Regions from separate parts of the Mus musculus genome. Here region 2 is linked to region 1. Evidence: chromatin loops called from intact Hi-C (ENCODE). Cell type or tissue: gastrocnemius. All regions are shown on one strand. Each heading gives the region's core, and the rest is flanking DNA. Links, peaks and the distances in the headings are about the cores only.

The links. Peaks named below come from ENCODE experiments on the same cell type or tissue, not always from the same donor. Only the 100,000 strongest peaks of a DNase experiment are listed, where the experiment ranks them.
Region 2: a loop joins it to region 1, with 8 times the contacts of the local background. A loop is called at or near these places in 15 of 42 quality-filtered maps.

The regions. Positions count from the first base shown.
Region 1 is chr2:58,665,810-58,668,731 of GRCm38, forward strand. It overlaps a transcript of Upp2 not described here. Among named protein-coding and RNA genes, the nearest start is that of Upp2, 88 kb to the right of the region's middle. In gastrocnemius, for the core only: no CTCF peak of the experiment used is centred there; DNase peaks (open chromatin) are centred at 1,700 and 2,356; H3K4me3 peaks cover 231 bases.
Region 2 is chr2:58,054,152-58,057,073 of GRCm38, forward strand. No RefSeq gene overlaps it. Among named protein-coding and RNA genes, the nearest start is that of Ermn, 2.7 kb to the left of the region's middle. In gastrocnemius, for the core only: a CTCF peak has its summit at 1,426 (motif pointing right); a DNase peak (open chromatin) is centred at 1,435.

The DNA of each region.
Region 1 (2,922 bases), core at 313-2,812:
GAATTTAAAAGGATGGAAGCTCCCCGTGTGATGGGGTACATTGGGTCTCAACGCAAGTTAATGGAAAGTGAAAATGTTCGCAATTCAGAATTGGCTTTAAGTTTTCCTTGTGATTTTTGGAGCGACTTTGCATTGTTTTTAGTGTATTTCTTCTTTATGACTTTATACTTGAAACTTTGCCAGAAGTTCCTGAAAAAAATTTAATCTAAAGTGCAAATTTACTATTTTACAAGGAGTCATTACTTTTGAGCTTATTAGAAAAAAAGCCAACTCGAGGTCAGTAATTACCTCACAGAAGGCTGAGTGCTGCTTGTTTCTCTTGTGTGCCAGGCCTAGAGTAAATGTTCAGAGCTCGTTTGCTGATTTAGAAGGAACACACAAGTGGTTCTTTATGAGGTACCGAGAAGAGTTGAAAGGGAGTCTTATCTGACTTGGGTTAACCCTAGAATTTATTTTAAATACATGGTTGTTTGAAGACTTTCCTCACTAAAATACTGCACAAGAACAAAGAACGGGTATCCTGCGCTCACACGGCTAAGGACTTTCTAAAGCATTTGGATTTCTTACCTACGATTAGCTCAGTTATTGCTAGGCTGATCAATAGGCACAACTCTGAGATCAAGAGCAATTCAGAGCACTATTCTCCCTTCAGCCCATGTTCATTGTTTACCGTTTGAATGAGACCTGTAATCAGCATTATTTACCAATCTTTACAGTGGAACTTTAAACCAATGGTTGTTCCTCTCTTCACAGGTATTAAATACCATTTCAAGCATCCTTTCAGGGATTCTGGGCTTCTTAACCAAGTCCATTTCCCCAGACTTTGCAGTCCATGGAAGGAACATTGAACCTGAAAGAGTCTTTGAGAAGTATTTGTTATTTAACTTGAGGCAGCTGTTCTTAAAAAGTTACACAAGTCTATAAAGTCTTTAAAATAGATTTAAAAAAAACCAGTTAAGATCTAGCCTTGAAATACATATAAAATACATACTAGGAATTTCCTTTGACATTCTTTGCTATTACAAATACTATTATAACTAACAATTCATCCAATTATAGACAATTAAATTAGGATTCAACTGCTAAAAATTAAACACATATATTTGGTGGGCTCTCTGAGCCAAATTGCCTTAGAAATGTCATTGTTTATTGCCGAAAACTCTAAAGCATGTATATAACTGTAGGAAATACTGAAAGCAGTCATCTTCCCCCCTCCTTGTCCTTGAATTTTTGCCAAGTATCATCAAATATCAGATACACACTGTAATAGCAGATTTGCTTGAATGTCACTATTAATCTAATCTGTAACCTTTAACCTTTTGTTTGAGGCATTTCAGAAACTTTACACAGATAGCTAATGTCCAGAACAACCAGAGCCAAATGCAATAATCTTACAGTTGAAGGACAGCCAAGGCACACTCTTTCTGAGGATGCTTTTCCTTGGAGCCAATATGAAGATGAAAAATGGCTTTTGTGAGCACAGTCGTCATAGAAAAGGCTTTTTTTTTTTTTTTTTTTTTTTTTTTTTTTTTTTTGTCACAGTGCTGGGCAGATTTTTCAAGCCAAGGGCACAGTACTGTACTCTTTGCAGGTCTATTTTTAGGTTTCCATTTCTCAACAGGATGCTCTGGGTTTTGCGTTAGCGACACGCAGGCTGCACACTGTGGTGGAAGGAGCAGACAGCCTGCTCTGTGCACTCCCCACACCCCAGGATCCATGGTCACCTGGCCATAGCCTATTTTGTGGTCTTGGGGATCTAGTGACCTCTTCTGGATTTCCTAAGTGCTCAGCACACCTTAGGTTATCTATTAGTCACACATTGCCAAGATCTTGCAGTATGCCTCATTGGGGTCCAACAGGGCTTGGAGAGTGGTTTAGTTTAGGTTGAGAGGTAAGAGTCCCAATAGCAAAGGCACCCTGATTGGAAGTACCAAATGCTGTTCACTTGTTTTTAACATGAAACACAGAGGGCATAGACATCTGTAAATTAAGTAAATAAATGCATTTCTCTTTTACATCATGGCACTGCCACTGAAAATATGGAAGAATGAGCATTTTAAAGCTAAAGAAAAAGGACGAGGAAGCTACTTCGGTACCGGCAGAGTCTCTGGGGAAGATACTTCTCGTGTCATAGTTCTGCGTTATTTTTCCCAGAAGGAAGCTGCAAGATCGTTAAAGAGTAAATTTGGAATCTGTTATGAACAACACTTTGACTTTATGAAAAGTTTGGAGCATACATCTTCTTAAAATATTGTCTTTATCTTTCAGTGAGATGTCAGTTTTCTGCCCTGGATGTTGAAACGCAGCGTCTTCCAGCCCTCATTAACTTGGACTTCTCCTGTGCACCAGCTCCATCTTGTGGTTGCTTGTCAACTTTCCACAGTTCTAGGCACAAACACAACTCCTTCTACTGTCCTCGTAGGCTGGACAGAATCAAGCAGGAGCGAAGAGTAGGCTCGCAGCTTTCCACAAAAGGCCGTTGATGGGTGAGGTTGGAAGTAGGGCGAAGCAATAAATTCTCAAAGCCTGCCATCAGGGACACACGACTCCTCGCAAGGCTCCTGTCTTTAAGTGTCATAACCCAAGCAGATCCACTGGGGATGCTCAAATATGTGAGCCACGGTAGACAGCTACTATTTATGCCACGCCACCACCATTAGCAATGAAGGCTGCCTTAAAGTACATGCCAACATGATGATTTTAGTGAGTTCTTAACGCAAAAGGAGTGTTGCAGGGATCTGATGGACAAAGGGCATGTTTCGGGGGTGTTCTAGTCTTTCCATGCTTTGGCATGTGATGTGGGGCATGTAGTCAAGCTTTTGTCTGAGTCCCCTGTCATCTGAGGCCTTGTCTGGGTGAGGGAATACAGATGCTGTGCTTGATGACGGATGTGAACAGGCATAGGCCAGGCTGAAAGGGGAC
Region 2 (2,922 bases), core at 277-2,776, 610 kb before region 1:
CTCAAAGGTCATGTTAGCACCTGAAGATGAACTTGGAGAGATGACTAGATATTTTTTCCCCTCCCACATTGAACAATTCTTTCTCAGCTTTTCATCACATGTGACTCTTGGGTCTAACTGATGACACTACTGCACAACAACTCTGCCAACAGGCATTTGATTTTTAAAAGTGAGTAAACTTTAAAGAAGTGAGTAAATCTCTTCCACCAAGAGAATACATTTGAGGGCATTTTTATAGTAATCAAGAATAGAAATTGGGGGAGGGGGTGCTTGTAAATATGTCACCTTCAAAATTGTGCCTAAGAGGGCTGAAGAGACAGCTCAATGATTAGAACACTGGCTGTTCCTCCAGAGGAACTGAGCCACAATTCCTAGCTCCCTCTCACACAGTTGTTCAAAACATCTGTAATAGCAATTTCAGATGACCCAACTACCTCTTCTGCTGGAAACAGCCATAGAAATGGTTCACATAAAAACAGGCAAAATACCCATCTACCCATAAAAAATTTTACATTCCATCTAAAGATGACTCCATTTGATTATATGTCAGAGGCACCAAATACATGTCCCTGTGACATCATCTGCTCAATCCTGATCCAGGAAAACATCTCTAACAGAGATTGTGACCCCCTACCCTGTCATCGCCAGCTCTTCTCTCTCTAGCACACTGACTATTTGCTCAGTCTACGTAGGATGCTACATAGTTGGTAAGCCCACTGATGAAATGGGGTGATGGAGGGTGGGGCTTTGAGTTCAGTGGAGACTGTCTCACCTCAGGAAGGGTTTAACTTATGAGTTAGGGAGCCAGAATCTCACAGCCACAGAAAAATTTCAGAGTCAGTAGCTCCACATTTTATCTTGAGAGTCTGAAGAATGAAACTAATGGATTGCCGAGGGTGAGTTTGGGAATGTTTATGGAGAACATAAGAGAAAGAGAAAAGGCAGGGGTCCTGTGTAGCTGGAGCTGAACCAAGGGAAGTGTAAAGATCATTGAGATGCTAATCTATGGAGTTTTTACAGAACTAATTGTAGAAACTAGGGGAGGTGTTCAACCCAGTCGGTCCACCCATAATGTGTCTTCTCTCGCCTTTAGACATATCTTACATTCAGCTTCTAGGCACAGGTGCTGATTAAGGGGAAAAATAAGCAACCATGTACCAGAACTCCCTCTGGCATGTCTGGACACAGTGAGGACAGAACTGCAGACAGGACCAAGGACATTTCCAGCTTTCAGTCCAGAAAAAAGAATTAGATCTGTTCACTCACAGAGTCTCTGGCCCTAAATTAGTTGAATGGGTGTTTCTTTCTTGCTCCTATCAGCTGTAATGGCACATGCCATCCCTGGCCTTTGCACAGATGTTTGTATTGACCACAGCTCCTACAGGGATCCATCATCAATCACCTTGGCATATGTGAGAATAGTAGCCACTAGAGGGCAGCAGAAGGCCAGAGGCAGTGCCAACCCAGGAGGCACACAAGAGCTGCTGGAGACAATGAAGGGTCTGTCCTCACAAGAAATAACCAGTAAGCCTGTAGATGAGAAAATATTGATGGGAATCTGTGAGGGTATACAGAAACTGAATCCAAAGTTCAGGGACAAATGAGAACATATTAAACTCTATGATCCTTAAGAGAAAGAAGTGACTCTTTATTTAATCCAATAACCAGTAGCAAACAGATATACAAATGCTCACATCAGTTTTAAAGGTCCTATCCCCAATCATTCCAAGAGGGTTTTGCCAAGGACATCATTTCAGAATCACAGCAAAACTTACAGATTCTAAACGCATTGTCTTTCCTACTTCTAGGTGTCTATTACCTTTAGCAAGCATAGCATGTGCATGTACCCTGGTATTCATTTAGTTCAGTTTATGTGTCTGTGGTTGTTTTTCTTTCTAACCAATGCTTTAACTATTTGTGGAGTTAGAAGTATTTCAGGGTTGCAGAAAGAAAAAAATTGATAGAGAATTTTGTCAACTTTGGCTGACTAGACTTCACTTCTGTAGGGAATGTTTGGTAAACTGTCATGCAGAATAGTGGACAACAAGTGAATAGGGTATAATGTGCTATTTTCCCTACATATAGGAAGACCTATGAGATACTTTTTGCACCAAGATGATCTAACTATTAAATAAAACATATTATCGTGTCCTTACAGAAGAGAGTAGTCACCCATTTTTTTTATAACAATATATAACCTTCGTAAGTCTATAGCCTTAGTAAGTCTGGACTGGTGGGCTTTTCAGCTTTACATTCCAATCACAGTTTTCCCTTCCTCCTTACCCTTAATTGGAAAATCTTTTTCTAACCCATTACTTTAAGATAATGTCTATCATTGATTTTCAGGTGTGTTTCTGGTATGCAGTCAAATATTGAAACCTGATTTCTTATCCATTCTGTTAGTCATGTCTTTTTATTGGGGAATTAAGTGCATAGATATTGAGAGATATTAATGAGAAATGATTGCTAATTCCTGTTATTTTTATGTTGGTGATGGTAGTTTGTGTGTGTGTGTGTGTGTGTGTGTGTGTGTGTGTGTGTGTGTTATCTTCTCTTCTTGATTTTATACATGTGGAATTATTTATTTCCTGTGTTTTCTTGGGTATAATTAAAATCCTTGGGTTAGGATTTTCTTTATAGTATCTTCTGTAGGGCTAGATTTGTAGATATATGTTGCTTAAATTTGGTTTTGTCATAGAATATATTGTTTTCTCCCTCTATGGTTATTCAAAGTTTTGCAGGGTATAGTAGTGTGGGGTGGCATCTGCAGTCTCTAAGAATCTGCAAGACATCTCTGCCCAGGCCTTTCTGGCTTTTAGACTCTGTTGAGAGGTCAGGTGTCTAATAAGTCTGCCTTTATATGTTACTTGTCCTTTCTCCCTTGCAGATTTTAATATTATCTCCATCCTCTGAACACTTTGT